3 separate regions of the Mus musculus genome follow, and regions 1 and 3 are each linked to region 2. A link is a loop called in an ENCODE intact Hi-C map of the cell type or tissue named here. Cell type or tissue: heart. All regions are shown on one strand. Links, peaks and the distances in the headings refer to the core of each region. The heading gives the core; the rest is flanking DNA.

The links. A loop is a pair of places that touch in the nucleus more often than their neighbours do. Peaks named below come from ENCODE experiments on the same cell type or tissue, not always from the same donor. Only the 100,000 strongest peaks of a DNase experiment are listed, where the experiment ranks them.
Region 1: a loop joins it to region 2, with 2.2 times the contacts of the local background. A loop is called at or near these places in 10 of 42 quality-filtered maps.
Region 3: it touches region 2 in a loop (7-fold over the local background); 21 of 42 quality-filtered maps call a loop at or near these places.

The regions. Positions count from the first base shown.
Region 1 is chr9:114,811,039-114,821,048 of GRCm38, forward strand. All of the region lies in intron 1 of Cmtm8 (CKLF-like MARVEL transmembrane domain containing 8), which reads right to left. Among named protein-coding and RNA genes, the nearest start is that of Gm23889, 22 kb to the right of the region's middle. In heart, for the core only: a CTCF peak has its summit at 4,449 (motif pointing left); no DNase peak of the experiment used is centred there; H3K27ac peaks cover 535 bases.
Region 2 is chr9:114,882,459-114,892,468 of GRCm38, forward strand. No RefSeq gene overlaps it. Among named protein-coding and RNA genes, the nearest start is that of Gm30448, 34 kb to the left of the region's middle. In heart, for the core only: CTCF peaks have their summits at 5,466 (motif pointing left) and 6,605 (motif pointing left); no DNase peak of the experiment used is centred there.
Region 3 is chr9:114,793,731-114,803,740 of GRCm38, forward strand. It overlaps Cmtm8 (CKLF-like MARVEL transmembrane domain containing 8), which reads right to left. Exons shown (of 4, transcript NM_027294.2): 2 at 2,311-2,484. Among named protein-coding and RNA genes, the nearest start is that of Cmtm7, 17 kb to the left of the region's middle. In heart, for the core only: no CTCF peak of the experiment used is centred there; a DNase peak (open chromatin) is centred at 4,061; H3K27ac peaks cover 772 bases.

The DNA.
Region 1 (10,010 bases), core at 1,930-6,929, 73 kb before region 2:
TCCTCATCCCATGTGTGCCTCTGGGCAAACACCAAGCGCCGTAATAACCCCCGCAGCCCTTCAGCAATTGTTTCTGGCTACTGACTCCAGACAAATATTTGCCTTGGAGGATTTGTATAGAAAGAGAGAGGCACGGCTTCCTTTGGTCCTATAGCGAGTCGAATCATCTAGCAACCACGAGTACTCCTCACCCGTTCCTTGCAAACGAGGAAAGAAGCGGCAGTGAGGGTCTACAGAGATCTGACCTGACACATTGTTTCCTTTATGCTTCTTCTTTCCCCAGCCCTCCTCCACCGAGAGAGCAACAGGAAGCCTAGTAGATCATCAGGGGATGATGGGTCCTTGGGGGGGTGGGGGGAAGCTGTAAAGAAAAGTCACTCATGGGAGCGGTGGAAATATCTTAGTAAGAGGAGCGGTTGCCTCTCAAAAGGCCCGACTTTGATCCTCGGCACCTACGTAAGCATTCGGATGTGGTGAGGTTCGATTGAAAAGGCGAGGTGTATGGCTCCAGGGGAACAACACTTGATGAAGTTGTCCTCCAGTCTCCACATGCACTCATATGCATGCACACGCATTCACGCACGCACACACACGCATGCATGCATGCACGGACGGACGCATGCACGCACGTCATTCATAGGATCATGTAGAACCCCATGGACTTTATTAAGTCCTTGTCATAAGACCCTATGTGACCGAGTTTGCAATACTAATTTGGGATAATCTATTATCATATGCCATGTAATGTGAATCCCACCAGACACACAGTGTAGCACATGCTATAGTTTTGCTAAGCCGAATAACAGAAGCCTCAACACAGCCTCTCTAAAAACATCTTGACTTATTTCTCTATCAGGTAAAGTCTTTTGCCTGAAGTGATCCAGATATTCAAGACACAGGACACTGGAGTTGATTCAGCCTCAGACAAAAGGCTGAGAAGAAAAGTGTGAAGGGCGATCTGGGCCTCACTGTGGGTGTCCGGGATGTTAGCTCCTTCAGTCCCTTCACAGAGCACCCTGGTTCTTGGGAGATGTACCCAAAGCTGCTTAGGGAGGAAGGACTAGGTGCCTGCAACTCTCTGTTATTAAACAAAAAAGGAAGCAAGGCTCAGTGAGATGACTCAGTGGGCAAAAGTGCTTGTGGCTAAGTCAGGTGACCTGAGTTTGACCCTTGGGATTTACATGGTAGGCGAGAACTGACTTCATCACTTTGTCCGCCAACTTCCAAAGCCATGCCTAGGCTACACATGCACACACACACACACACACACACACTCACACGCACAAATAAGTGTAAAAAAAAATCTATGGAAATTTAAAATAACCCACATTTTCACAGAAAGGGATAGAGAGTACATTAACTGAGGAGCACGCCTTCAGGAGGCAGAGGAAGGTAGCCAGGCCAGACCAACCAGGCAGCCTGGGGCACATAGGGAGTCTCTGTCTCCAACAAAACAATTACATAAAGGACTTTGTATTGTTTTTTTCCATTTTCTCAAGGGTTGTTTAGGTTTCCAATTTCGAAAACATTGGCGACCTGGGAGCGTAGCTCAGTGGCAGAAGACTTACCTCACAGGTGCACTGCAAAGCCAAAACTCAGCCAACCAAAACTGAAGGTGAGGGAGAACAAACAACTATATACACATTCGATGCTGCGGCAATCTAACCAAACCAGGAGGTTCCGAAATGTACCACCTCGCGGGAACAAAGAATAAGCCCCAGATAAATGATGTTTCTTGTCTCAAATCTGAGGCTAAGTCCTTGGCTATGTTGTATTTAGACACAGAAACACAACTGAGACATGTGTCAGGTCAGGCCCACCAGACATACATCAACTCTGATGCCACACTACACTGATACTGAAGCCTGGCTGCACTGGATGTACTGGCTAGTTTTGTGTCAACTTGACACAGCTGGGGTTATCACAGAGAAAGGAGCTTCAGTTGAGGAAATGCCTCCATGAGATCCAGCTGTAAGACATTTTCTGAATTAGTGATCAAGGGAGAAAGGCCCCTTGTGGGTGGGACCATTTCTGAGCTGGTTGTCTTGATTCTATAAGAGAGCAGGCTGAGCGAGCCAGGGGAAGCAAGCCAGTAAAGAACATCCCTCCATGGCCTCTGCATCAGCTCCTGCTTCCTGACCTGCTTAAGTTCCAGTCCTGACATCCTTTGGTGATCAACAGCAATGTGGAAGTGTAAGCTGAATAAACCCTTTCCTCCCCAACTTGCTTCTTGGTCATGATGATTGTGCAGGAATAGAAACCCTGACTAAGACACTGGGGATCTCAAAATGTTTATGCACACACTAAACGAGCCCTAAGCACACATTGAAGAAAAGCTTGCAAATTTTTAGCACTAATGCTCTCAAGAGAATATTGAAAAATCTCACTAGGAGAGGTCTCCACTCCCCAGGAAGCCATGACTACCAGCCATGCCAAGCCAGAGGGCAGGAGGGTCTTTGAGTTCGGGGCTATCCTGGTCTACATAGTGCTGGGATTAAAGCATGAGCCACTCTGCTGATCTGAGGCCCAGGTTAACCTCAGCTCTTAAGTTTCTTGCCACAACTTCCCAAGCGCCTACACTTGGCTAGGACACCTTTAATTTAATTAACAGAAGTTGAATGGAGGGAATACCAGGTTCACTAAAAGAAAAAGGAATTTTGTTTTGTTTTGTGACAGTTTCTCTGTGTAACCCTGGCTGCCCTAGAACTATTTCTGTAGACTAGGCTGGCCTTGAACTCAGAAATCCACCTGCCTCTGCCTCCCGAGCACTGGGATTAAAGGCATGCGCCACCACACCCGGCTTTTTTTTTTTTTTTTTTTTTTTTAAGAGACTGAAAATACTTCAGAAAAAATTACATTTTTTAAAAAAATTATTATTATATGAAAATATACTGTAGCAGTATTTAGACATACTAGAAGAGGGCATCAGATCTCATTACGGATGGTTTCTGAGACACCATGTGGTTGCTGGGGATAGAACTCAGGACCTCTGGAAGAAGAGCCAGTACTCTTAATCGCTGAGCCATCTCTCCAGCCACACATGTTTTTTATGTGTGTTTTGCTTTGTAATTTTAAAAGATTTATTCTTGTTTTATACATATGGATGTCTTACCTGCACTCGAGTCTGTGCCCCTCATTTATGCAGCCCTGGAACTGCTGTTACAGATGGTTGCCAGCTGCCATGTGGGTGCTGGGACCTGAACCAGGGTCCTCTGGAAGGGCAGCCAGTGCTCGTAACGGTCAAGCCATCTCTCCCAGCCCAGCATCTCTACATTAGATCTTTACACACATATACAACCATTTTGGCTAGATTACAGGACTTGGGCTGGAATTCTGTGAGCTGTTAATGACCACGCAACCTACCTGAGGAGTCAGTATCCTGCATCACCTCCCACCCTGCTGGAGGAATTAATCCCCCGCATCACCTCCCAACCTGCTAGAAGAGACAAGCCTCCCGCATCACCTCCACCCTCAAGTTTCTCGTCAGTCAGTTCACTTGATTTTTTTAAAAATAGAGTCTCACTCTGAGGCTCCGCCTGACCTCAGACTCTAAGTAAATGAGGCTGGCCTGGAGCTCCTGACCCTTCTGCCTCTGCCTTCCAAGTGCTAGAGTTATAGGTATGTGCACTCTCATCTGAATTAATTCCCAAGGCATTTTCCAAATCCTTCCCCTACACACACTGTACCATTTCACATACAAGGTCTTACTTTTAACTGCCAAGTGCCCCTGAGGTGTAAGGGCTTCCCCGTTTGACGACCACAAGCCAATAGCCAAGTCCTCAAGGCAGGCGAGGGAACAGCAGAAGAAACACTATTTTCTTTTTTCTTTTCAATGGTTGTGCTATGAGGTCACTGCTGGGATTCCAACAGGCAGGCCAGCCAGAATGCTCACCCCAGAGGTGAAAGGGGCTGACACCCACCACACATCCTCTGGGGGGAGGAGCGGGGCAGCTCTCACTGTGTCTACAAGGTCACAGAAGCTGATTCAACGATGAGAATGGCCTGGTCAAAAAGGGTAAGGATGGGGCTCTGGGGAGATGGCTCAGTGGGAAGAGTGGAAGAAGGTTCAAATCCTCAGAGCTCCCACATAAAAAGCCAGCTGTGGCTGTGGGCATGTCTCTAAGTGCCGCACAGAGACTGGGGAAGGGGGACAGAAACAGGAGGCTCAAAGGAATTAAGGGGACAGTGGTATGGCGGGACACTTGTCACCCTGTCTGGCCTCCACGGATACACACACACACACACATACACACACACACTCATCATCATCATCTATCTTTTTCTTAGGAAGGTTTGTCTTCCTTGTTCAGTGTTTTGCTCATAAATCGGCCAGAAAAAGCACAAAAACACACGAGGCGGGAGCTGTGGGGAAAAGTGTTTAGAACCACTTATTAAAATAATTACAGTATGGACATTGGGGAGGAGGACTCTAGTGCCCTCTATTGGCCAGGCTAAGTACTGTCACCCTCTGAACCACCTGACCTTGCTTTGTTTGAGGTTGTCTTTCCCAACTAAGTCTGTGTAGCAAGGGCAGGAGGCCCCAACCCTGATCCCTCTGGCTCTGGTAAGAACACCAACATTTACACAGGCACCTTTTCCAAGGCACCAGAGAATACCGGAGGTCAGCACTCACACAGCCTTTCAGGCTGGCAGGCAAGATTTTCCAGAAGCAGACTGTCATGGGACTGGAAAAGAGAAGCCCAAACCCAACACAGGACAACGGGTCCCAGATGATTTTTTCCCAGTGGACATAGCCACATCTGACATGTCTGCTAGCCAGCAGTCTGTACAGTGACAACTACCCGAGACCACGGGACTGTGAGGAGGCGAGACATCAGGACAAATGTACACACAAGAAGAAAATCATTCGCCTTATAGCTGGGAGTCAAAACAGAGCGGAAGAGGGGAACAGACTTCCAAATCCACTAGGCCACCAATGACTTAAAGACTTCCTGCAGGACCCACTTCCTAAAGGCTCGGCCATGCCCCAACAGAGCGAATCTGAGGACTAGACAGTTATCACATGATTCTATGGGGGGCACTTCAGATCTAAATTACAGGGCTGGAGAGTTGACTCAGTGGTTAAGAATACCCAGCACGCACATGGCAGTTCACAGTTCATCTATAACTCCAGTCCCAGGAGACACAGTGCTCTCTTCTACCTCTGTGGCCACCAGACATACCTGTAGGTAAACACCCATACACAGAAAATCACCAGATAAATAAAACTTAAACAAACAAGCAAACAGAAAACCAAGATCTGGATGGCCACGTGAAGTACGCATGGCTTGTTGTACGCACTGACTACCCATCTGCAGTCTGGCAGTGTTCATGCTTTACAGATGTACCGCTAGGTCAGAGAGACCGGTCTACTCATAGAAGGGATGAACGATCAGCCCAACTCTGGGAAGTAAAATTGGCATATATGACAGACTGCTGGAGAAGTCTGATGGGAGGGACTTCCTGTGTGTTATTTGAAGCACAGAAGAAGGGTATATGGTCCAGAGAGAACAGGAGACCCACTCACATAAGAACAAAATATAAACCGGGCATGGTGGCGCATGCCTTTGATCCCAGCACTTGGGAGGCAGAGGCAGGCGGATTTCTGAGTTTGAGACCAGCCTGGTCTACAGAGTGAGTTCCAGGCTACACAGAGAAAAACAAAACAAAACAAAACAAAACAAACAACAACAAAAAAACAAAAAATGAACAAAATATATTTTGATATATTATTTTCATATATTAAGTAGTTTGTGGGAGGCTGGAGAAATGGCTCAGTGGTTAAGAGCACTGACTGCTCTTCCAGAGGTCCTTAGTTCAATTCCCAACAACCACATGGTGGCTCGCAACCCATCTATAATGGGAATCAGATGCCCTCTTCTGGTGTGTCTGAAGACAGTGACAGTATACTCATATACATAAAATAAATAAACAAACCTTTAAAAGTAGTTTGTGAAATATACACACACACACACACACACACACACACACACACACACACACACCCTGTGCATATGATAAATAAAAAAGATGTGTGTATAGGCTGTTGTTTTTCCATTATAGGCAGGGCTGAAAATAAAATCAGACGGTCACATGTGTTTCTATTTGCATAAAGGATTTCTCAACTGGAGGTGACTTTGCCCCCACTGGGGCCTTTGGTAATGCCTGGACGAGCTTCTTACTGTCATGACTCGTCGGGGGTGTGCTACTGACATCTGATATGTGGAGTTCAGGAATACTGTTAGGTGCCCCCCAATGTGCAAGAAAGCCTCATCTGAGGCTTATCCAGCCCACATATAGACGGATCAATAAAGCCTCTCACATCATGTGTGTGGTGCAGGGTTAATAGAAGTGGGGGCAGTTACCACGCGTTTTTATCATGCTTTGATCATTTGACATGTGACACATTAACTAGTCAAGGCCTATTTGAAAACTGAGTTTAATTTGGGAAAGACACACAACACAGTGGTAATGTGGAACACAGGTGAGGGTCTCTAGTAGAATTCAGGAGCCTGTGTTGTGTATCCAACTATGTAGAACCTCACCGTGTGCTTCTCTCTTGGCTCCTTTTCCTCATCTGGATACATGTAGGAAGAGCTAGGATCAGGGACAAACCTGACAGTCTCTTTCAGTACTGCTCAATCATGAATGATTACTTCATGGGCCTAAAGTCAAAGCAACTCATTTGTATTGTTTTGAATTAGGCTCTCTCTGCGTAGCTCTGGCCGACCTGGAACTTGATATGTAGACAAGGCTGGCCTCAGATTCACAGATACCCTTCTGCCTCTGCCTCTGCCTCTGGAGTACTGGGATTCAAGGCATGTGCGGCCACATTTGGTTCAAAACAATTCTTAAAGCAGCCCACAGTATGGCTGAGTTTTGGAACATCCAGAAGAAAAAAAGAGTCTAAAAGTAGGGGACCAGGAAGGTGGCTCAGTGGGCAGCATGCTTGTTCTCTAAGCACAGGGACCTGGGTTAGATCCCTAGCACCCACATTAAAAAGGTTGGGTGCAGCATCAGGTGCCTGCACCCTAGCATCAGGGCATAGAGAGAGGTGGACTCTTAGAATGGAACTCCCTAACCAGCCAGCTGAATCAAAACGGGGACCTCCAGGTTCAGCAGAGATCCTATTTCAGGAGATAGGGTAGGTCAGCTGCCACACACAAAAAGAAGGTTAAAAAAAAAAAAACAACAGAGGAGTGACAGTGGGAGAAGGAGGGGGTTCCAAAAGACATGGGGGCAAAAATGGCTAAACTCTACTCACTAAATGTATGAAACTGTCAGACCAAAAAAAATAAAATAAAATAAAATAAAATAAAATAAAAAAATCTGGGGAAATACAAGGCAGAAAAGCAATGAAGAAGATGTATGTCCCTGTGTCAATCTCTGACCCTCACAAGGAAATACACACACACACACACACACTCACACACATACAAACACATAATCAGACAACAAACACACACACACAGACATTCAAATACACACAAACACATGCATACACACTCACTCATTTGCACACATAAACATTCAAACACACGCTCACACACACTTACACACACATACAAACACACAATCACACAACAAACACACACATACAAACACACAATCACACAACAAATACACACACACATACAAACACACAATCACACAACAAACACACACACACACAGACATTCAAACACACACATGCATACGCTCACTCATTTGCACACACAAACACTCAAACACATGCTCACACAAACACACTTACACACATACACTCATTCACACACATACATATAGAATCAAAATTTCAAATTAGACACAAAACCGTAAGCCAACGAATTTCAAACCAACAACTTTACTTACTTTTATGACGCTAAACCGTTATGTACAAGGCAAAGATGCTACTGCTAACAGCCAGGCAGAGTCCTTTAGGTTTATCCAAACAATGCCCATGTCATCTAGCAACCCCCAAAACGCCGACTCCCATTGCTTATGCCATTCTCCCACTGCTAGCACAGCTGCCCACTGCCAGCCCTTTTTGGTCTGTGGCATGACTGACCTACCCATGGCCTAGCTGGGTACTTAGATAATCAGTCTTTGTTCCAATGTCACGAGCCCATGGCAAAGCACTACAGTTCACTACCAAGGTGACTGTAAACACAAACACAGGTGCCTGCTCTGAAATAATGGCAGGCTGCAGGCCAATTCAGATGTCCAGAATTTGCTTACAGCATTAAACTAATATAAGAAATTTGTTGTTAATAATCCTTGAAAATGCAAACACAGACCATAGATTGGGAAACACCAGCAAGGTGTGTTGGCTCTGAAGGCTTGCCTTCCAACACCAGTCATCCATAGCTGGCCTTCACATTTAACCTATCAAACAACCTATCCCACCTAAACACACACACACGCGCACGCGCACGCGTGCGCACACACACACACACACACACACACACACACCATGTATCCCCATACAGAACTGGTAGGATGTGGACTGTATTTCTTTATCTGTTCGTCTATTTGTTTTGTGTTTGGGGGGATAGGATTTCTTTGTGTAGCTCTGGCTGTCCTGGAACTCACTCTGTAGACCAGGCTGGTCTCGAACTCACAGAGATCCACATTCCTTTGGCCCCTGAGTGCTGGGATTAAAGGTTTGTGCCACCACCATCCAGCTGGACTGTAATTATTTTAAATGGCTTTGTTTGTCAGAGAATAGACATCTGTTCTTACATTGTTTTAGTTAGTTGGCTGGTTAGTTAGTTAGTAGGATGGGTAGACATCGCTTCTATGGAGGTTCAGAGGGCAACTTGCTAAGATTCTGTCCTGTCCTTCCACCTTGTAGATTTGAGGATAGAACTCAGATCGTCAGACTTGGTAGCAAGCACAGTGACATGCCGAGCCACTTTGTGGGACTGGAACTGACTTTTTTACAGTATTAGCAATCTCCATCTGGGCCCGGCATTTATCATTCTCCTCATTTAAAATGTTGTATTTCGCCGGGCAGTGGTGGCACACGCCTTTAATCCCAGCACTTGGGAGGCAGAGGCAGGCGGATTTCTGAGTTCGAGGCCAGCCTGGTCTACAGAGTGAGTTCCAGGACAGCCAGGGCTATACAGAGAAACCCTGTCTCAAAAAATAAATAAATAAAATAAAATAAAATAAAATGTTGTATTTCAACGACATTTCACACCTTTGTTCCATAAACATCATAGATATTGTAGGTTTCTAAACTTATATTTTGAAATTGCTTACTACTCTTGTACAGAAATGGAATTGGCTTATGCTTTATTTTTTAAAGCGTGTGTGTGTGTGTGTGTGTGTGTATGTGTGTGCGCGCGCGAGCCAGCACCCATGCGTGGTAGCTTGAATAAGAATGGCCCCCATAAGCTCATATATTAGCACTTGGTCTATAGTTGGTAGAACTGCTTTGGAAGGATTGGGCGATGTCGCCTGATTGGAGGAGATATGTTACTGGGGGTGGGCGGGCTTTGGGGTTTCAAGAGCCAAAGCCATCCCCATTGTCTCCTCTCTCTGCCTCCTGATGTGGTCAGATGTAAGCTCTCAGCTACTGCTCCAGTGCCTGCCTGCCTGCCACCATGCTCCCCACCGTCATGGCCATAATGGCCACAGAGTCTAACTCCCTAGAACTGTGAGCTCTAAGAAATGTTTTCTTCCATATGTTAATGTCTCTTCATAGCAATAGAAAAGTAACTAGAGACCTCACGGGCCAGACAGTGGTGGTGCACGCCTTTAATCCCAGCACTTGGGAGGCAGAGGCAGGCGGATTTCTGAGTTCGAGGCCAGCCTGGTCTACAGAGTGAGTTCCTGGACAGTTAGGGCTATACAGAGAAACCCTGTTTCGAAAAACCAAACAAACCAAACCAACCAACCAACCAAACAACCAAACAAAAGACCCTGTGGAATCCAAGAGGGCATCGGATCAAGCTGAATGGACTTGTGGGTGGGACCTGCCGGGCACCCTCCTGACAGTGCTGGGACCCTCTTTAGTCCCTCTACCA
Region 2 (10,010 bases), core at 3,295-8,294:
TTCCCAGCTTTGAATAAACCGGACACTGGCAATAGGACAGAATAGAATAGGATAAGATAAGGTAGGGTCGGGATGGGTCGGGTCGGGTCAAGTCAAGTAGAGTGGAATTGAACAGAATAGTTCTTGCTAGTACTGTGGGCCTGAGGAGTGTGCTTCTGTAACTGTGTGTGAGTTACACACATAACAACAAGTATTATGCACTCCTGTGCACACTCACTGGCCTGTACCTCTTTCCCAGTGTAGCAGGTGGGTTGGCCAGGTAAAATCTGAATCCAAATACGCAGCATCTTGATCTATCTATCTATCTATGTATTTATCATCTATCTATACCAAGATAGATAGGGTTTCCTATCAGCGCTGACTGTCCTGGAACTTTCTTTGTGGACCAGGCTGGCCTCAAGCTCACAGAGATCCACCTGCCTCTGCCTTCGAGTGCTGAGATTAAAAGTGTGCACTTCCACTGGCTAAAGATTTATCTCATTTGCTTGAACAAAAAGCCCTTCATGCCTCCCAGGAAGTTTATGGGCCCATCACACGTAGTCGTCAAGGAAGTAGATTTGGTTCAGCAGCTTGGAGAGCAGACAGTCTGGAAATACTTGCACACGCTGGACTGGCCAGCAATAACGACGCTGCAACAGGATCCTTCTGCACACGTTTATTGGGAGAGCTTGATTGCAGAGGCAAAGAGACCCCGAGCCCAGAACTGGTGCTGCTTATATAGGCCTAGGAGAGGCATGTCTCACATCCGGATTGGTTATGCACTAAGCCTCATTTGCATGTTCCTCATCTGATTGGCTACTCTCTCTCTCTCTCTGTACCTCACAGAGCCTCATTATCATACCTCATTTGCATGTCTCACATCTGATTGGTTATACTCTCAAAGCCTCATTATCATGCCCAGGCCAGGCAGTGTCTTTGCAAAAAGCTTTACTGCATATGTACACATTGGTTGTTTGTCCAAACTTATGCATGGTGGCCAGCAGTAGCCAGCGCCACTCTGCAACGGCACATGTGGCTTCCCACAAATACTGAGAGGTTTTCTGCAGTATGTCTGTTGGTTGGTGACAAATGGGCAAGTTCTCAAAGCTTGGGTAAATGGTGCTGATCCTGGCTGGATGCTACTCTGGATACAAAGCTATCTTGAAGAACATCAGAGATGGATGGTACCCCAGACTACCCCTGTAACAGTGTTCTAGTGGCTGGAATTGTCTGCTGTCCTGCAAAGTAACAGCTGCCATGGCCAAGGAGATCACCGAGAGGTCACAGATCATCTCTTTTATGAAAGTTATAATCACCTCATGGACCTTGAACAAAACTGTCCTCAATGAAGGTGACTTAGAGACCCAGCTCTAACGTGCAAGACCTGACAGGACCCTGTCTTAGTCACTGTTCTATTGCTGTGAGGAAAGACCATATATAATTATACACACACACATATACACACACACACATATACATGCATACATACAATGACATATATATATGTATATATATATATATATATATATATATATATGTATATATTCATTTAATTGAGGATTTGCTTTAGTTTAGTGACAGTCATCATGGTGGTAGTGTGGCAACACACATGTCCTTAGAACACTAGCTGAGAGTTACATCCTTATCCAATGGCCCAGAAAGGGAGAGATGACACTGGGCCTGACTTGGGCTTTTGAAACCTCAAAGCTAGCCTCCCTAGTGACACACCTCCTCCAACTAGGCCACACCCACTCCAACAAGGCCACACCTCCTAATCCTTCTCAAGTAGTGCCACTTTCAAACATAAGCATTCAAGCATATTAGCCTATGAGGGCTGTTCTTATTCAAACCCACACAGAGGCCAAGGTCAAGTTTGAGGTACAACACCAGACATGGGGAGAACAAGCGAGTCTTCCCAAAGATTCACTTTTAGGTGGTTTGTTTCTATCATTAAAAAGAAAAAGAAAATGCTGAGAAAAGTCAAACATGTGTCTGTCAGCCCAGCACTCTCCACTACATGTGTGCCACAGAGAAATACTCCCAGATCCTTGAGCACACATGGAGAAGGACACCGATTGCAGCATCATACATAGAAGAGGGCTCAGAACAACCTATGTGTGGTGCCTGGTGCTAGGGGCCTAGATAAGTGTGCTGTTAAAGACAGGCTGTGGGAGTCTGGGGGCAGAAACAGTGGATTAAAGGTAGGCAATAATCTGGACAGATCAGGAAAACATACTTTAAATCATGTTACTCCTTGGGTCACACGACCAGAAGCCATAGCAACCCCAGAGAACCAAAGTGTTCCCCGTGCAGCTAAAACTCGGATGCCGGTTGTATGTATCTTGCTTATGTTCATCCATTAAACAGTTCTCTAAAACTCATAGGGTGAGTTTATACTTAAGGAATTCTGTACTGCGGCGGGTACTGATGGGGAGAAGTTTGGAAGGGAAACAGATAAGGAGATGAAGAGGTGGCGGGAGGTTGACCCAATAGAATAAAACGATCATCTAGGCGTGGTGGCACATGGGTTTAATCCAGCACTCGGAAGGCAGAGGCAGGCGGGAGTTTGAGGCCAGCCAGGTTTTCATATCTACCTAGCCAGGGATGTAGAGATAACCTGTCTCAAAAGAAAACAAAAAGGGATGGGGGAGATGGCTCAGCAGCCATATAAGAAGCTGGGCAAGGCTGCACATATCTGAACCCCAGTCCTGGAGGGGGGAAGATACAGAAGGACCCTGGGGCTTGCTGTCTGCCATCCTAGCCCCAGGTTCAGAGAATGTCCCTAAAACAGAATTCTGTCTCAAAGGAATGAGGTGGGGCTACAATATAGCAGGGACACCCCATGCCTGCCTCTGTCTTCTACACGCATGTACAAGTGCTGTTTGATTTCATTCATGAGAACTCTCCAGAGTATACATATCAATAGCTGCAGAGTGGGATTGTGGTGTGTGTGTGTGTGTCTGTGTGTGTGTACAGTGTGTGTATACAGTGTGTGTGTGTAGTGTGTGAATGTGTGGTATGTATGAGTGATTGTGTGTGTGATGTTGTATCAGTGTATGGTGTGTGTATGGTGTATGTGAGAGTGTGAATGTGTGTATTATGTGTGTGAGTATATGTGGTGTGTATGTATGTAGTGTGTGAATGTGTGGTATGTATGAGTGACTGTGTGTGTGATGTAGTATCTGTGAATGGTGTGTGTATGATGTATGTGGGAGTGTGAATGTGTGTGTTATGTGTGTGAGTATATGTGGTATGTGTGGTGTTGAATGTGTGGTATCTATGTGTGAGCGTGGTGTGTGAGTGTATGTGGTGTGTGTATATATGTAGTGTGGTGCGGTGTATATGGTGTATGTATGGTATATGTGAGAGTGTGTGTTATGTATGTGGTGTGTGTATATGTATTGGTATGTGGTGTGTGTGTGTGTGCATACACGAGTTTTTGTAGTGTAACCAGCCCCCTGTCTGAACGAATGGATTTCCCTTGAGCACTATGGGGCTTTGGGGCTTTGAGGCCAAGCCAGTGAATGGGCTGTCTCATTCACATTTGCTGACGAATGCAGCATGTCAGGTCTCTCTGCCAAGGTCTCTTCTAACTTGCAGATTCTTTGAGGTTTGTGGAAAAGACAAACAACAGTGCACACTCAAAACCAAGAACAAGAAAAGCCTGTTTTCCTTTCCCTGGCTGGTAACTGATACTCCCTGGGCAAGCTGGCTGCCCACACCTGCTGGCCATTCCCAGGACGCCACAGGCAGCAAGCTGCAGGTGACCCTACCTGTGAGAGGGAAGACGGCACAAGTTGTCACAAGTAAAACTCCTGCTCATTCCCAAATCCTAAAACCAGCCACTGTTGAGGAGAGACCCAGCTTCTTGTGAGCGCTTTAAAAACAAAAACCTGTTAGGTGATCCAGATGTGTGCACAGGTGTGAGAGCTGCCATTGTGCCCCCCCCCCCCCCACCAGCCTTCCAGTTTGTGTTGGCTCCTCCTCCAGCTGATTGGACCATTGTGAGAAAAAGGAGCCGAGCCTGACAGCCACTCCTGAGGAAGCTTAGGCTCTGCTGGACGAGTTACAATGTATCGCAGGCCAGCGGTGGGAGGAGCAGAGGCTGAGAGGGAAGGGTGAAAGAGTACTGCACAGACAGAGCAAAGATGATTTACAGACTGCTGTCCTGCCCCCGTGTGCATTCTAGATTTCCTAATTCAAATCTCATGTCTTTATTTGTGTATTCATTTTGTTTCATTCTTAAGACATGGTCTCCTGTAGCCCAGGCTGTATTCAAACTTGCTCTAAGTTTGTATCTAAGTAACCTGGAACCCCCCTTTTCCTGCCTCCACATCCTCAGAGCTTTGTGGACCAGGCTGACCTCAAGCTCACAGACCCATCTGCCTCTGCCTCTTGAGTGCTGGAATTAAAGCTGTGTGCCCCCATGCCTAGCCTTCATAACTGTTATTTATTCATTTTATTTTATTATCATTACTTTTTTTTAAGGATGGGGGGGGGCAGGGGATAGAGAGATGTGTCGACAAGTAAGAGCCCGGCTGCTCTTCCAGAGGACCCAGGCTCAATTCCTAACACCCACATGGTACCTCACCAGTCTGTAATTTCAGGTCCAGGGGATACAGTGTTCTCTTTGGATTACGCGGGCACTGCATGCTTGTGATGCAAGGATACACATTCATAAAACACTCAGACACACAAAAGCAAATAGAATCTCAAATTAATACAAATAAAAAGGAGCTGGGTGTGGTGGCACCCACCTTTACTCCCTGCACTCTGGAGGCTGAGGCAGGTGGATCTTTATGAGTTTAAGGCCAGCCTGGTCTACATAGTGAGTTCCAGGACAACCAGAACTAAATAGAAAAACCCTGTCTAAAAACAGTAGAGGAAAAGTAAACAATTGGTTGCCCTGTAATAGCTTTGGCACCTGTAGGTACATCTTGCCTGACAGTTCGGTATTGTATTACAGAGTCCACTGAGGAGTAAGACCCACTGATAACTTTCTATCCCCCAGGGGCCTACATAGCATCTTCTGGCACTATGTATGCTAACCAGCAGGGATGTACTATCCAAGACTGGTGCACCTTGATTTCTCAATGCCTTGCACCCAAAGGGTGTGGTGTCTTTAACCAGGGTCTTACCACCTGGCAGGGTAGCATACACCTTTAATTCCAGGTCTGAGAAAGCTGGGGCAGGAGAATTTGAGGCCAGCCTGGGGTACATAAGTTCTATGCCAGACAGGTTTATAGAGTGAGATACTATCTTAAAAACCAACCCACCAAAACAAACAAACAAACAAAAACCAACAAAACCAAACCAAACCAAGCAACCAGCCAGCCAGAACAAAACAAAAGGAGGGGCTGGAAAGATGGCTCAGAGCCTAACTATGAGCACTAGCTGTTCTTCTAGAAGCCACCAGATTTGATTCCTAGCAGCCATATGGTGACTGTCTTGAACTCCAGTTCCAGGAGATCCAGTGCCCTCTTCTGGCCTGCATGAGTACTGGACACATACTTGCAAGACATACATGCAAGCAAAACACCCATGCACATAAAAAGATAGACTAATTAAAAATACCTATAAAGTCAAGCAAAGCAAAAAGACACACGTATAAAGAGATGAACATTCCGTCTACATACCAGTCTTAGGCTGCACCATCTCCCGCCTCCTTTAACTTTTACACAGGAGGAAAACAGACGTTCTGAGTATTTAGTCTAGGCCACTAAGGCAAGAATCTGGGACAGTTTCTGCCGATCAGCAGCTTTGGGGACCGTGCCGTCTGAAGCCAACTGCATCCTGAGCACAGTGGGTCACTCGGAAGGAGGGCTGCTGGCCGGAAAGGCTTCAGCACCTGTGCCATGACTTCAGTCACCTCAGACACTCTGTGGCCTTTGGCTTTAATGACCTGGCGTGTTTTCAATCTGATGAGCAATTCCTTTCAAGGCTCTCATGTCTCACTCGGAAGAAACTCTCCCATTTCAAGTTGCTGTTAGCTTTGAACCTCCAACTCACTGATAATTAAATTCAAATTAAAATATCAAGCTGGGGGCTGGAGAGATGACTCAGAGGTAAGAGCACTGACTGCTCTTTTGGAGGTCCTGAGTTCAAATCCCAGCAACCACATGGTGGCTCACAACCATCTGTAACAAGATTTGGCGCCCTCTTTGGAGTGTCTGCAGATAGCTACCGTGTACTTACATATAATAAATAAATCTTAAAAAAAAAAATGAGCTGGGGATGGTGGCACATGTCTTTATCCCAGCACTTGGGAGGCAGAGGCAGGCAGATCTCTGTGAGTTCAAGTCCAGCCTGTGAGTTCCAGGACGGCCAAAGCTATGTAGAGAAACCCTGTCTCCAAAAAAAGCCAAAGAATAAAAATAAAAAAAATTAAGATACGACTTTCACTTATCAACTGGACAAAATGTTATTTTTCCACCATAGTTCCATGCTAGGTATGTGGATAGGAAAGTGGTTGCTTGCATTTGACTGGTAGGAATTTGGTTACATTTATTGGCTGCTTTAAAAAATACACCCTTGAGAGATGTCTCAGAGGTTAAGAGCACTGAGTTCATTCCCAGCGATCACATGGTGGCTCATAACCATCTCTAATGAGATCTGGTGCCCTCTTCTGGCCTGCAGGCATACATGCAGGCAGATCGCTGTATACATAATAAAGAAATAAATCTTAAAACATACTCACCCTTGAGGTGTGGTCAGGAGATAATAGCAGCCGTTGCTCTTGCTGGGGACCAGGGTTTATCCTCAGCACCCACATGGTGGTTGGCAACCATTTAGAACTTCAGTTCGGGGAGCGACACCCTTGTGCCCTCCTCCACCACTAGGTGCACACAGTGTGGATATGTACATGCAGGCAAAATGCTTATACACATAACATAAAATAAATAAATCTAAAATAGCTTTAAATCTTTAATTGCATCAGTCAGGAGTCAGAGGCAGGGCACTCACTGGGAGTTTGAGGCCAGCCTAGTCTATAGGGTGACTTTCAGGATAGCCAGAGCTACACAGAAAAGCTCTGCTTGAAAAACCAGTATATATAGATATATCAGACTGGAGAGATGGGTCAGCAGTTAAAAGCACTGGCTACTCTTCCAGAGGCTCTCGATTCAAGGCAAACACATACACGTAAAATGAAAATAAATAAATCAAAACTGTGTGTGCATGTGAGTGCATGTGCACCCCCTGCCCCCTTAGGCAGGATATGGTATTTTGTTCTGTAATCCTAGCATCCTCGGGTATAGAGAGATTTCAGGGCCAGCCTGGGCTATGTCAAACTCTGCTTCTGTTGTTGACTTTATGTTCTTTGGGGTTTTTTGTTGGTGGTAGGTTTTTTTTTTTTTTTGTGGGGGGGGGGTTTCTCTGTGTAGCCCTGGCTTTCCTGGAACTCACTCTCTAGACCAGGCTGGCCTCGAACTCAGAAATCTGCCTGCCTCTGCCTCCCAAGTGCTGGGATTAAAGGCCTGCAGCACCACTGCCCGGCTCTGTTGTTTTTAAAAGAAGGAGTAAGAAGCTTTGAATTGAGTTGACATAGCAGATGGGAGAGAGGGGAAAGACAGACAGATAGATGGACAGGCTGACATGGAAACCTAGAATGGTCAAATTAACTAAAGATCTCACACACACACACACACACACACACACACACACACACACACACACACACAGAGTCTCTTGTCTAAGAAAGTGCTGTTGTAGAAACCACAACATATAGCGGCAGTCAGCTCTCTGAACTGTCGAAACGGCCAAGAACAAACTCTTTAGCAAGTATGTTTGTTGTGATTGAAGAAGACCACAGTCATACCCAGTCCTTGTCAGCTGAGCCCACTCAGCAACATGCAGAGTTTGTAGAGAGATCAGAGCTCTTCCAAAAAACTGAGTTCAGTTGTTCTAAACAGGAGACAAGCTTGCTACAGAAGGAAGGCTTCTGTGGAAATATCACAGCCCATGGTGTGTGGACTCCTACCTCCAGGAAACAGGGATATCAGACGAGAGAACTGAATTGTTTATTAGCGTTTTAATTAGGAAGAATGGACTGGTTTAAAGCCATTAGAGGGGAGGGTAGAGGAGCAGGCAAGGACCCGTGGCAGAGGCTGGCAGTCTGTGATTTGTATGAGCAAGCACACGGACCTGAATGGGATCAGAAGGGAGGGCAGAACGCTAAGCAAAGGCATTTATTACTGTTTGTTTTGAGACAGGATCTCCTGTAGCCTCTCCCTCCCGATTGTTGTGATTACTCCATGACAGCTGGGTTTGTGCAGTGTTGGGGATGGAATGAGGGCTTCAAGCATGCTGGATACACTTCACCAACTAAGCTACATCCCCGGCCCAGGCAAGAGTCTTTAACAGAAATTAAAAGCAGGGGCTGGAGAGGTGGTTGGGGGTAAAGTGCTTTCTGAGCAAGCATGAGGACCCGAGGGCAGAGCCCCAGCACATGTGTAGGGACCACTTTGGTGGCTGTTCCTACATTATTTACACGGAGAGGCAGGTGCTCACTGGCCAGGCAGCCTAGCCAATCAGAGAGCTCTAGGTTCAGTGAGATGCCAGGTCTTAAAAATAGAGGCTGGGGAGATGGCTCCAGCAGGTAAGAGCAATCGCCACACAAACCTGACAGCCCAAGCTCAAACCCTGGAGCCCAACATGGAAGGAGAGGACCGACTCCTAAACATCTCAAATCACACACAAACACGTCATGCAATAATAATAATAATGATAATAATAATAATAAATGAAAAACAAGGTACAGAGAGGTAGAGGAAGACACTGACCTTAACCTCTGCCCCCTCAGGCACACAGACAGGCATATGCATGGACACACAGTCGAGTGTGCTGCCTACCAATGAGAAGGCCTGGCTGGCTGCCACTGGTCAGAGCTCAGCCCCTGGAGAGGGCTGTGAGCTGCCAGGTAACCGAGGGTCTTGGATTGCACAGAACCCGCTTGAGGCAATAGGAACAGACCTCAGATTGAGGAGTCAGCGGGTGCCACAAACACAGGAGAATTAACACTCGGCGTCTGGAAAATAAAGCTGGATGCCTTGGCCCCATAAGAGAGATCTAGACCAAGTGAGCGTCCAGTCAGCAGGTGCTGCTGGCAGGAACCCGAGAGGCCACGGGACACCTGAGAGCGCCTTCCCTGGTATGGATTTCAGTGACCTCTGTGCCTTTGATTCTTCGTAGTCACTGGCTCTCAAAGTCAGGGGGACATGGCTGGGCTTTAGAGGCGCCTTGTAACACCACAGCCGGAAAGTGTGGCTTGAGCCAGCAATGACTGGCATGCAAAAACCAAATATGTCCCTCTCCGTTTTATTTTATATTTGTTATTTTTTTAATTTTTAAATGATTTCATGTATGTTTTGTCTCAATGTATGTTATATAACACTTGCATGCAGAAGCCTGGAATTGCAGTCAAGACAGTAGTGACCCGTCATGTGGGTGCTGGGAATTGAACCCAGGTCCTCTGGGAGAGCAAGCAGCCAGTGCTTTTAACCAATGAGCCATTTCTCAACCGTGTGTGTGTGTGTGTGTGTGTGTGTGTGTGTCTGTGTATGTGTGTATTTTAAATTAAATTCAAGTTGTTTTGAGACAAGGTCTCACTATGTAGCCTTGGCTGGCTTGGATCACACTCTTTAGACCAGGTTGGCCTCAACTCCTAGCGATCCAACAGAATTCTGGGATTAAGGATGTGTGCCATCTCACCTGGCAGGGCAGATGTTTCAAAGTATGTATTTTAGTTTTATGTGCATGTGCGCCGTAAATGAGCGTATCAAAGTTGGTGTCCCCTGATCAATACAAATCTGGGGTTCTCTGCGCTTGGCTTTGTCTTGTTTACTTTCTAAGCTTCCATTCACATGTATTTGCCTGCGGAGTGCATCCCCCACAGTTCACTGTCCCTCCTTGTCTTTCTTCCCTCTTTAGCCCCCTCTGTCCTCTTAGGCTAGCGGTTCTCAACCTGTGGGTCGAGACCGCTTTCTCAGGGGTCATCTAAGGTCATCGGAAAACACAGATATTTAAATTATGAT
Region 3 (10,010 bases), core at 2,035-7,034, 90 kb before region 2:
AAGGGATCAAGAATTCTCCCACCGGACGTGGTGGCCCACGCCTTTAACTCCAGCACTCGGGAGGCAGAGGCAGGCGGATTTCTGAGTTCGAGTCTAGCCTGGCCTACAGAGTGAGTTCTAGGACAGCCAGGGCTACACAGAGAAACCCTGTCTTGAAAAAAACCAAAAAAAAAAAAAAAAAAAAAAAAAAAAAAAAAAAGAATTCTCCCAGTGTCAAAGGCACGAGCCAGGGACTGGGCATGCCATGTCTTCTATAGCAGGAGCAACCTTCGGGTATAAGGCTGACCTAGGGGCAGGAGGCTAGGAAAGGCATGTCACTGAGGGAGAGGGAGCGGGGCCCCAGCCCTGGTGGCTGCTGAGAGGGTGGGGGGAAGGATGTGGCAGACAGAGCTGGCTGACCTGCAGACATTCACTTCTCCAAAGTCACCAGCTCTGGCCAGCAAGGACTAACGGACATTCAGCTACTGGAAGGGACAATGGCTTTCCTTTCCTTTATGTATATTCATCAATTTTCATTTTGACATTAAATCTCACGTAGCCCAGGTTGGCTTCCAACTCATTATTTATCTGAGAACCCTTTAGCCTTTACCTCCTGAAGGCTGGGATTGCAGGTGTGCACACACGGTTTTTATGGGGGATCGGACCCAGGGCTTCATGCACACTAGGCAAAGACCCCACCCACTGAGCTACATGCCCAGACCCACCTCCATCACTTCTTTGTCCTCTTTCACTAGGTTGTCACAGCTGCTATTTTATGAAAGAATCAGCTATTTTTGAATCCAACATCCAAATGAGTCTGCCCTTCCTAGTGTCCTAGGGGAATCAGGACACTGACTCCCGGGGCCCTCTGTGTGCTCCTGGTCACAAGCACTTGCTTGGGATCACTTTCAGACCCAGATCCAGATGTCTGAAAATGCCAATGGAGATTCTTCGCTTTGGGGTGTGGGGAAACAACCACAAGTTAATCTGTTTTGAAAGTGAAAGGAGACTTGCCTCTGGTTGGGTTTACTTGAACTCTAGAGGCAGCTCAGAAGGAAGAGGGGCAGGGACACTTTGAACAATGAAGGCAGTGTATGAAAGCCCTCGGACCACAGCTCTCAAAGAGGATGGCCTTCAAAGTGCGGAGCCAGATGTGTGTGTGTGTGTGTGTGTGTGTGTGTGTGTGTGTGTTGGAAACAAACATAGTAAATCGGTATGCCTTTTGAGTTCTGTTTTATCCATGTAGTACCACTTTTAAAAAATTTTATTATCATTTTAAGTGATGACCTTGATGACCTTGAACCCACTGTTCGGCCAGCTTGGCTTCAAACTTGAGGTCTTCTTGCTTCCATTTCCCATGTTCCGAGAAATTGCTAGAATTATAGGCATGTGCCACCATATCTATGTGTCTGTTTGTCTATGTGTCTGTCTGTCTGTCTGAAACAAGGCCTAGTATATTGTAGACTGATCTCCAACTCTATATGCAGCTGAAAACGATTTTGACTTTCTGATTCTCCTGCTTCTACTTCCCAGTGCTGACATTATAGATGTGAGCCACCATGCCTATGTATGCGGTGCTTTGTGTATGCCAGGTAAGTGCTCTCTCAACCGATAGGGCACTTCCAACTCCCTAGCAAGACTGCACACTCTTGCCAGAAGACTGTGTGATCACTGTTGTCTAACCTGTGGATGGCGTGCTCTCTGGAGCCAGGACAAGAATCCAAACCCCTTAACTATTCTTGTTTCCAAGTGGGAAGACACTCACTTTACTCATCTGTGTTTCTGTGGTGCTGGGGTTTAAATACAAGACCAGGAACATGGCAGGCAGGTGCCTTGCCCTGCTCTACTCCGGACCCATCTACCACACTGTGTGTTTTCTTTGCAACAGGACATAGAGACCAAAGCTTCCCACACTCCGGTTTCACCCAGACGCCTGCCACGTGTTTGTTTTAACAGCCTGGATCCTTTTTCTTTAGTCGTGCACATAGAAAGAAGGAAGGAAATCAGGAGACACTGTTGCCCTGACCCACCTGTTTGCAGGTGACACTGAGTATCGTGACAGAATCCAGCTTTCCTTGACTCAGTTTGTCTGGGAACCTTGTTCATTCCTAGGTGTGCTGGCTTCACTCTCAGGCCATCGGGTAAGCAGGGACCACCTACTGCTGCTGGCTTCTCCAGCACTGGCCTGCCCCACGTGAGCAGAGGTGACCCCAAATCCACAAGAAGAGACACCTGCTGTCCCACCTCACGGCCCCAGGCAGGTGCCGCCCCTGAGACACCTGCTGTCCCACCTCACAGCCCCGGGCAGGTGCCACCCCGAGGTGTCCTTACCACTGTGGTCCAGGGCACCTGGGGAATCCTGGTGTAAGTCAGGGTGATGTAGACAATGAGGAAGAAGACGGTGAGGACCCAGTAGAAGACAGCCACAAACATTACCCAGCCAAAAGCAGGGACTCTAAAATACTCAGTGCCAGCGATGAGAGTCCACACCAGCAGTCCCAAGACCTGCAGAGTAGCAGAGGTGGTGCAGAGAGGGGGGCGGAAAGAGAGAGAGTGAGATACAGAGGAAGTCATTAGTCACAATGCCCCACACAACCTGTACATATTATACACACATGCCCACCCATGTAGACATATCCCCAATATACATAATAAAAACATTTTAAAAAAGATTTATTTATTTTTATGATTACACTGTAGCACACCAGAAGAGAGCACCAGATCCCATTACAGATGGTTGTGAGCCACCATGTGGTTGCTGGGAAATGAACTCAGGACCTCTGGAAGAGCAGTCAGTGCTCTTAACCCTTGAGCCATCTTTCCAGCCACGACCCGCTCTCCCCCTCCGCCACCCCACCCCCCCCCCCCGTACAAATCCTTTCACCACATCTCTAAGCTGTGCAGCAGTCAGCCTGTGCATCATATCCCAAGAGGCAGCCCCTGGAAAACGTGGGGCTTTGGCTGTGGTGTAGTGTCACCCAGGCCAGCCTCCCCCCTTCTGTGGTAGCTTTCTTTGTGCTAAACAAAGTAGTTTGGCCTCCTGGCCTTTCACATCACAGCCTGGGTTATTTTAGACAGAGATAGATTAGAAAAGAAAGCAGGGACGGCAGCTAGCTCCGATCTGCTGTGATGCTTTAAATGGCCAATTTGGAGAGCACGCCTTTTGTCACTCAGTGCATTCTGGGAAATTCTGCGGTGAAGCTGTTATGTTACAGAGGTCAATCAGAGCCATCTGGGTTAGCAACGTGCTCCCTGAGCACCTACTCTCAATTGTGTGTGATGCTGGGCACTTAGGTCACAGATAGGAGAGAGGCACAGCGTCATTAAACCTGTCATGTGTTAGACACACTATTCAGGTCTGACCAACGATGACTGTGACTAGATACAGCTCATGGCCTGAATCAGATGATGATGATGATGATATTAATGGTGGTGGTGGGATGTGTGAAGACCAGAAGTCAATTCTAGGTGTTGTTCCTCAGGAGCCATTCAGGGTCTCTCACGGGGACCCCGGGTTTGTCACTTCTGACCTCCTGTCTCTGCCTCCTGCACATGCCTGTTTCTTTTTGTGTGAACACTGGGGATGGAACTCAGGTCCCCATGTTTGTGAGACAGGTACTTTACTAATGGAGCCACAACCCCAGCTCACACGACCTGTTTCATGCAGCAGACAGACACAGCCCTGCTCTTTGCCTTGCCCCTTACCTGTGATGTCATGCTTAAAAGACAGCCTCAGGCATGAAGCCTAAAATAGTCACATTCACAGAAAATGTCTGCCAGCTCCCACTTCACACCCCACACTCTCTGCTTCAGAAAATACGTACGCAGGCACGCACATATGCACGTGCACACTTGGGGTTTTGTCTTTTCAAACAAAGCAGGTTATTACCACATGATGCTGGAGACCGTAAGAGAAAGAAAAGTGCATTTCCTCCTGGGATCCACATTGACTCCAACCTGCTGCCTCCCCACATCTGCTCAGTTGTCCCCTTCAGACTCAGGGACTCTCTTCCAGCCAGCCCTTTATCTCTTCTGTCTCTCAGAGTCTGTCAGCATGCTCGGCCACCACCTCCATTTATCCACTAGGGGGCACCCGCATACTGCTGATGGATGACCAGGCCAGCGGAACCAGGGCAGACCAGGGTGGGCTGTCTGCCCAGTGTGAAACAGAGGTGGTGGAAGGACTTGACTTCCACTGTTAGCATCGGTTGCCACATATTGCCTGAGAAAAGGATGGACTGATGCAAAGACTTAATCCCCATGTCCTTGGACTCTGTGTGATGTTCTCGCAGAGATTTTACTGAGGTGTGCTTCAAGAGCTACAGCAGAGCCACTAGTGAATGCACCCAGGGGCCTGGGGCCTTGGTGGCATCTCTAACAAGGCACATGGGCTCTCTGTTTCCGGTCTTGGAAGTGAGGAAATAGAGGTGTAGGATTTAGGGGTCTGGCTCCGAGATGGGGAGAATCAAATTTGCCTGATGAAGGCAGACTTCAAACCATATGGCTCTTGTTCCTACTCTGAGGGGGTGTCATGAGGACGTCTGTCCCCTAGCCACAGTGGTGCTAAGAACTTGGGACTTAGTTATTCTGACATTTCATGATCAAACAAAGATCTATATGGAGGCTGGACCATGGGACTCTGTTATTCCCAGCAGGCAGTGCGACAGGACTCTGCATACAAGGTGGGTGTTAAAATATGTCTAAAGACTGACTTTAGGCAGCATCTGTGACCCGTCACCATGGACACAGCTGCTTTTGAATTCTCCGAGCTCCTGTAAGGAACCCCGATAGACTCACTGCCTCACTAAAGCAGATCCGCATATGGCCTTTTGTCTGTACCCAATCTTTGGTGAGTGGTGAGACCACAGAGAATAACGTTACCAGTATACCAAGTTCCATGGAACTCTGCAGAGGTTAGCGGTCTCATGTTTATTCCGTCCATGAAACATAACCAAATGCTCTGCCCAAACTGCACGTTGGCAGGAAGAACTCATGGAGTCCTTGGTGGTAAAAGAGAGGGTCAGGGGCCTGTGCCTGGAATTAGCACCACGGTGCTCCAGAGAATGAAGTGATGCAGAGAAGTTGGCACACACTTTTTGGTCATGGCTGCATGGTGAATGTCGTGGGCTTTGAATCCCATACGGTCTCGGTCCCAACCATTCATTTTGCTACTGTAGTGTGGCCACGTTTTGTGGGAACTTTATTTACAAACAGGGTAGGCTAGATTTGGCTGGCAGGCTGCAATTAGCCAGGCTCTCCAAGTGTGTGGTCCCAGGCAGGGAGGTCCAACGTCAGCTAAGAACACAGACATGCAGATTCCATCTAGACCTGTCATTCAGCAATGCTGGGAAGAGGCAGGGCAAGGGGGTCACATTCCCTGTGCTCAGGCAGCTCAAGGGACTAGCCCCTCACTCACTCCCCGACCCTTCCCCTTTCTTCTTCCCTCCCTCGATTTTTTTCCTTTCTCCTTTCCCATTGAACAGTTCACACCTCAGGGGCTTGAGTGTGTGAGCTTAGACTCTGACTCAGTTAAGGTTTCTACTGCTACAATGAAACACCATGGCCAGAAAGCAAGCTTAAGAGGAAAGGGTTTATTGAACACCCTTCTACATTGTAACCCATCGAAAAAGGAACTCAGGACAGGAATTAGAACAGGGCAAGAACCTGGAAGCAGGAGCTGAGGCACAGGCTGTGGAGGGATGCTGTTTACTTGGCTTGCTCCCATGGCTTGTTCAGTCTGCTCTCTTAGAGAACCCGAGACCACCATCCCAGGGATGAAGCCACCCACAACAGGCTGAGCCCTCCCCCACCAATCACTAATTAAGAAACTGCCTTCCAGGCCTTCATACATCCTGGTCTTATGGAGGCCAGTTCTCCACGGTTTTCTCCTCTCAGATGACTTTAGCTTGTGTCAAGCTGACATAAGACTGTGCAGCGCCGACACTAATGACCCAGCTCTCAGATCTCCCAAAGAACATGCATCCATCACAGCAAGTGCTGTCAGTCAGTGAGGGATGCTCTGCTCCCGTGCGGGTCACCAAAGGGCAAGGCCTCAGACAAACCAGAAGGTCTGCAAGAACAAAGGATCCTGTGGTGAGGACTCTGCCCTGATTTCCTGATGCTCCAAGGCTGGCTCTGAGTGTTAAACCTGGGTGAAGCATTTTGATGCCAACCTGAAGCTCGGCTCTAGCTGACTCAGCATTTCCCCTCTGTGGGTGGTGTTTTCTTCTCTGACCTTCCCCGAGCCTCTGAATAAAGTGTTTCAACAACAACAACAACGGAGAAGGTGAGGGAAAAGGAAAGGGCTAAAGGAAGAAAGAGAGACACGGGCTCACAGAAGGAATGAGGGCTGAGGACTAACCTCGGCTGGTAGAGCACATCTCTAGCCAAGGTGTGAAGTCCAAGGTTTGATCCCTCACTCCACAGAAAACAAATGTGGTGGTGGGCACATCTGTAACTCTAGTTATATCGGAAGTGGAGGCAGGAGGATAAGAAGCCCTCAGCTTGGGGCTGAAGAAAAGGCTCAGTGGTTAAGAGCATGTATTGAGCTTGCAGAAGACCTGAGTTCAATTCCCAGTGCCCACACTGAGAGGCTCGCAACAGCTGGTAGCTTCAGGGGAATTTGATACCTCTGGCCCTCAAAGGCATCTGTACTCATATACATGTGAGCGCACATATGCCAACACGCATACACATATACATACACCCACACACATACACATATTCCCACACACAGGCACACAAACACACATACTCATACACATATACCCCACCACAAACACACATGCTTAAGGGTATATATATATATACACATATATATTCTTATGACTATATACATATATATATTCATAAGAAGCTCAAGTAAAATAATGCCGAAAAGCATCTCCTGTCCTGTGGAGAGCCACTGGCTCCCACTGCTGTGCTCAGCCCCTGCTCCATTAGCCCCTGCATGAGATGTCGCTCTCACACTGATCTGGGTTCTTTGAGAAAGGATGGGGGTCTTTTCCCACAGTCTTTCTGGGCTCTGGATGAGGCTAACTGGGGAGGAGAGGGGAGGAGTGTGACTGGAGTGCAGAACCACCAGTGGTCTCCAAAGCCATCTGCAGCCAGTGGCAGCGCCCAAGTCCATTGTCTTGTGCCCAAGAGCATCAAGGCAATCAGGGCAGGGCCGGAGCAGAACATAGATTCATTAAGGAAGGAAAGTAAGAAGGAACTCCTGAGAGTGGGCAGGCCTCCAAGCATAGGTCTGAAGATCTTTCTGCCCCAGAGCCTTTTGGCAGGATCCACAGGTCCACATCTTCCATGTATGGTTTTTTGTTTTTTGTTTTTTGTTTCTAGATTCCACATGAATTTCGAGTTTTTGTTTTTTTTTTTTTTTTATTGTCTATTTCTACAAAATGTGGCATTGAAACCATGCAAGGGACTGGGATGCCCTGAATAGACAGACAATTTCCTTCCAAAATAATGTTTTAAAACACACGAACTATGTAGCTTCTAAATCTAGGTGGGGCACACATTTGAAGCAAGCCCTTTCTTCCTCCCTAAAAGATGCCATCCGACTGCTCTTAATTAAAACAGACTTGCAAGGCCACGGGGAAGAGACAGATTCACCAGAGAACACAGAGAAATCCCCTGGATGTCTCATGGCTCTATGACCTTGTCTCCGAGCGAGCTTTAACGTCCTTCCCCAGATTCCATCTATAGTCAGCACAGCTGTGAAAAGCTGTGTCCATTCACTCTTCTAGCTGCCGAGAGTGCAGGTCAGGAAGGTTAGCAGACACCAAGACAACCAGTGACCCCGAGCCAGGCCAAAGCATACACGCAAGACAATGCAGCCCCCTGTCCTTGACAGGGTGCGGTGTCGCCTGGGAGATGGGGCGAGCGGAAAACTAAAGCGGCCGCACAGCCCGCAAGGGGTCAAGGAAGCAGGTTCATGGCAAGACAGGCTGATGTTCATGCATGGAGTGTCTGAATTCCAGGTATCAGCGTTGAGGACGCTGGCAACGCCTGGGCTGGCAGTGGGAGACGAAGCAGGAGAGAGAGAGAGAGAGAGAGAGAGAGAGAGAGAGAGAGAGAGAGAGAGAGAGAGAGAGAGAGAGAGACGGAAGAGAGCGCGCCGTTGGGGGCAGCTCTGGGAAGGGATTCCAGGGTTACTCACTGAATTGGCAGAGATGGGGCTAGATGTATTTTCGGAAATGCATCCTGGCTGTGGCGTGTATTAGTCGGCACATCTTAAAAATCTCCTGGCAGGTCAGGCATAGTGGTGCCCACCTTCTTATCCCAGCACTTGGGAAACAGGCAGGCAGAACTCTGGGAGTTTAAGGCTAGCCTGGTCTACACAGTGAATTCCAGGCCAGCCAGACCTACACAGTCAGACCTTGCCTCAAAAACAAACTATCAAAACACCAATCAACCCAAACCAAACAAAAACTCCACATGAAAATAAAATAACCGCAACAAAACAACCCCACCCCTAAACCAAGAACAAACAAACAAATCAAAACTCATTTCTTGGCAATGTCTGGGTAGGGAGGAATATTCACTCATGAAATCAAATGGGCAGGATCCTTGGAAGGACAACTTCTGTATGACATGGCCTCAGAGGCCAGGGATTAGGCCCTGCCAGCCAGCTCCCACACCAGTCCTGGCTGGCTTGCCTGTGTTTCCGAGAGATGGTTCCAAGCCAGTCATTCTGAGCTGGCCATGTCACAGTCTTGCCAGGGAACCCATGCAGTCTGGACTCACTGACTGGCCCAGCTACAGGGAGAGGGCTCACATCTGTCTGCTTGGAGGCTGTGCTGACTCCCTTTATGTCAACTTGACTGAAGCTGGTGGTGGGTGGGGCTGGTGGTCCTAGAGGCTATAAGAAAGCAGGCTAAGCAAGCTGTAAGGAGCAAGCCAAAAAGCAGCACCCCTCCATAACCTCTGCATCAGCTCCTGACTCTTCTCTGCTAGGAGTTCCTGTCTTGGCTTCCTTCAGTGGACTCAGGACATCAGCCAAAAAAAAAAAAAAAAAAAAGAAAAAGAAAAAGACAAAGACACCCCCCCCCTTTTTAAGCTCTACCCCACAGTTACCTGGCAACAGCCAGGTATGCCTGACTCACTATAAAAGGGGCTGCTTGCCCCCTCTGCTCTCCTGCTCTCTTGCCTTCTTGCTCTCCCCTCCATCTTCCCTCTCTCCACCTGCTCATGACTGGCCTCTCTGCCAGTCCCTCCCCCCATCTTTCTCTATCTCTACTACCCTCTCAACTCCCCTCCCCATGCCCTCAATAAACTCTATTCTATACTATACCTTTGTGTGGCTGGTCCCTCAGGGGGAAGGGATGCCTCAGCATGGGCCTCAGGAGGTACCCTCCTGACACCTGACTTCACATCCAAACACATCCCCTCTCTCCTTATCTTTTTATAAAGCACAACACTCCCTCCTCATCACTGGAAGAGTAACTGTAACGAAGACAGTGCCTTAAATGGTCACCCTGGCATTTCAGCTAGACGCTGACTCCTCCGCACTCCCTCGGTGACAAGAAGGAGTATGTCTGGGGTGGTACATTAGGGAAGAAGTTAAGTACTAATGTGGGGAAATAATTCAGTACCTACATAGGGAAAATCAAACCCATACATACATACATACATACACACATGCACACATATACACATGCATACATACATACATACACACATGCACACATACATACATGCATACATGCATACATACATGCATGCATGCATACATACATACATGCATGCATGCATGCATACATCATGAGGTCTTGTCTCCAAAAGAGAAAAAAAGAAAAGGAGAGAAAAAAAAAGTCAAGTTCAGAAATACATAGGGGAGAAGACAGTTCACAGGGATATAAAAAAATATGCTTCAAACCCCTTTTAACCCGGGCAGCCTCTGACTTCCGGCTCATGCCTGTTGTGAGACAATGCGCTCACCAGGAGGTCTGTGATGCGTTGGATGAAAAGCTCTGTAACCCAGTGCAGAAACCGCCTTGTTCATTTAGATACCTACTGTGTTTGCCTTGTTA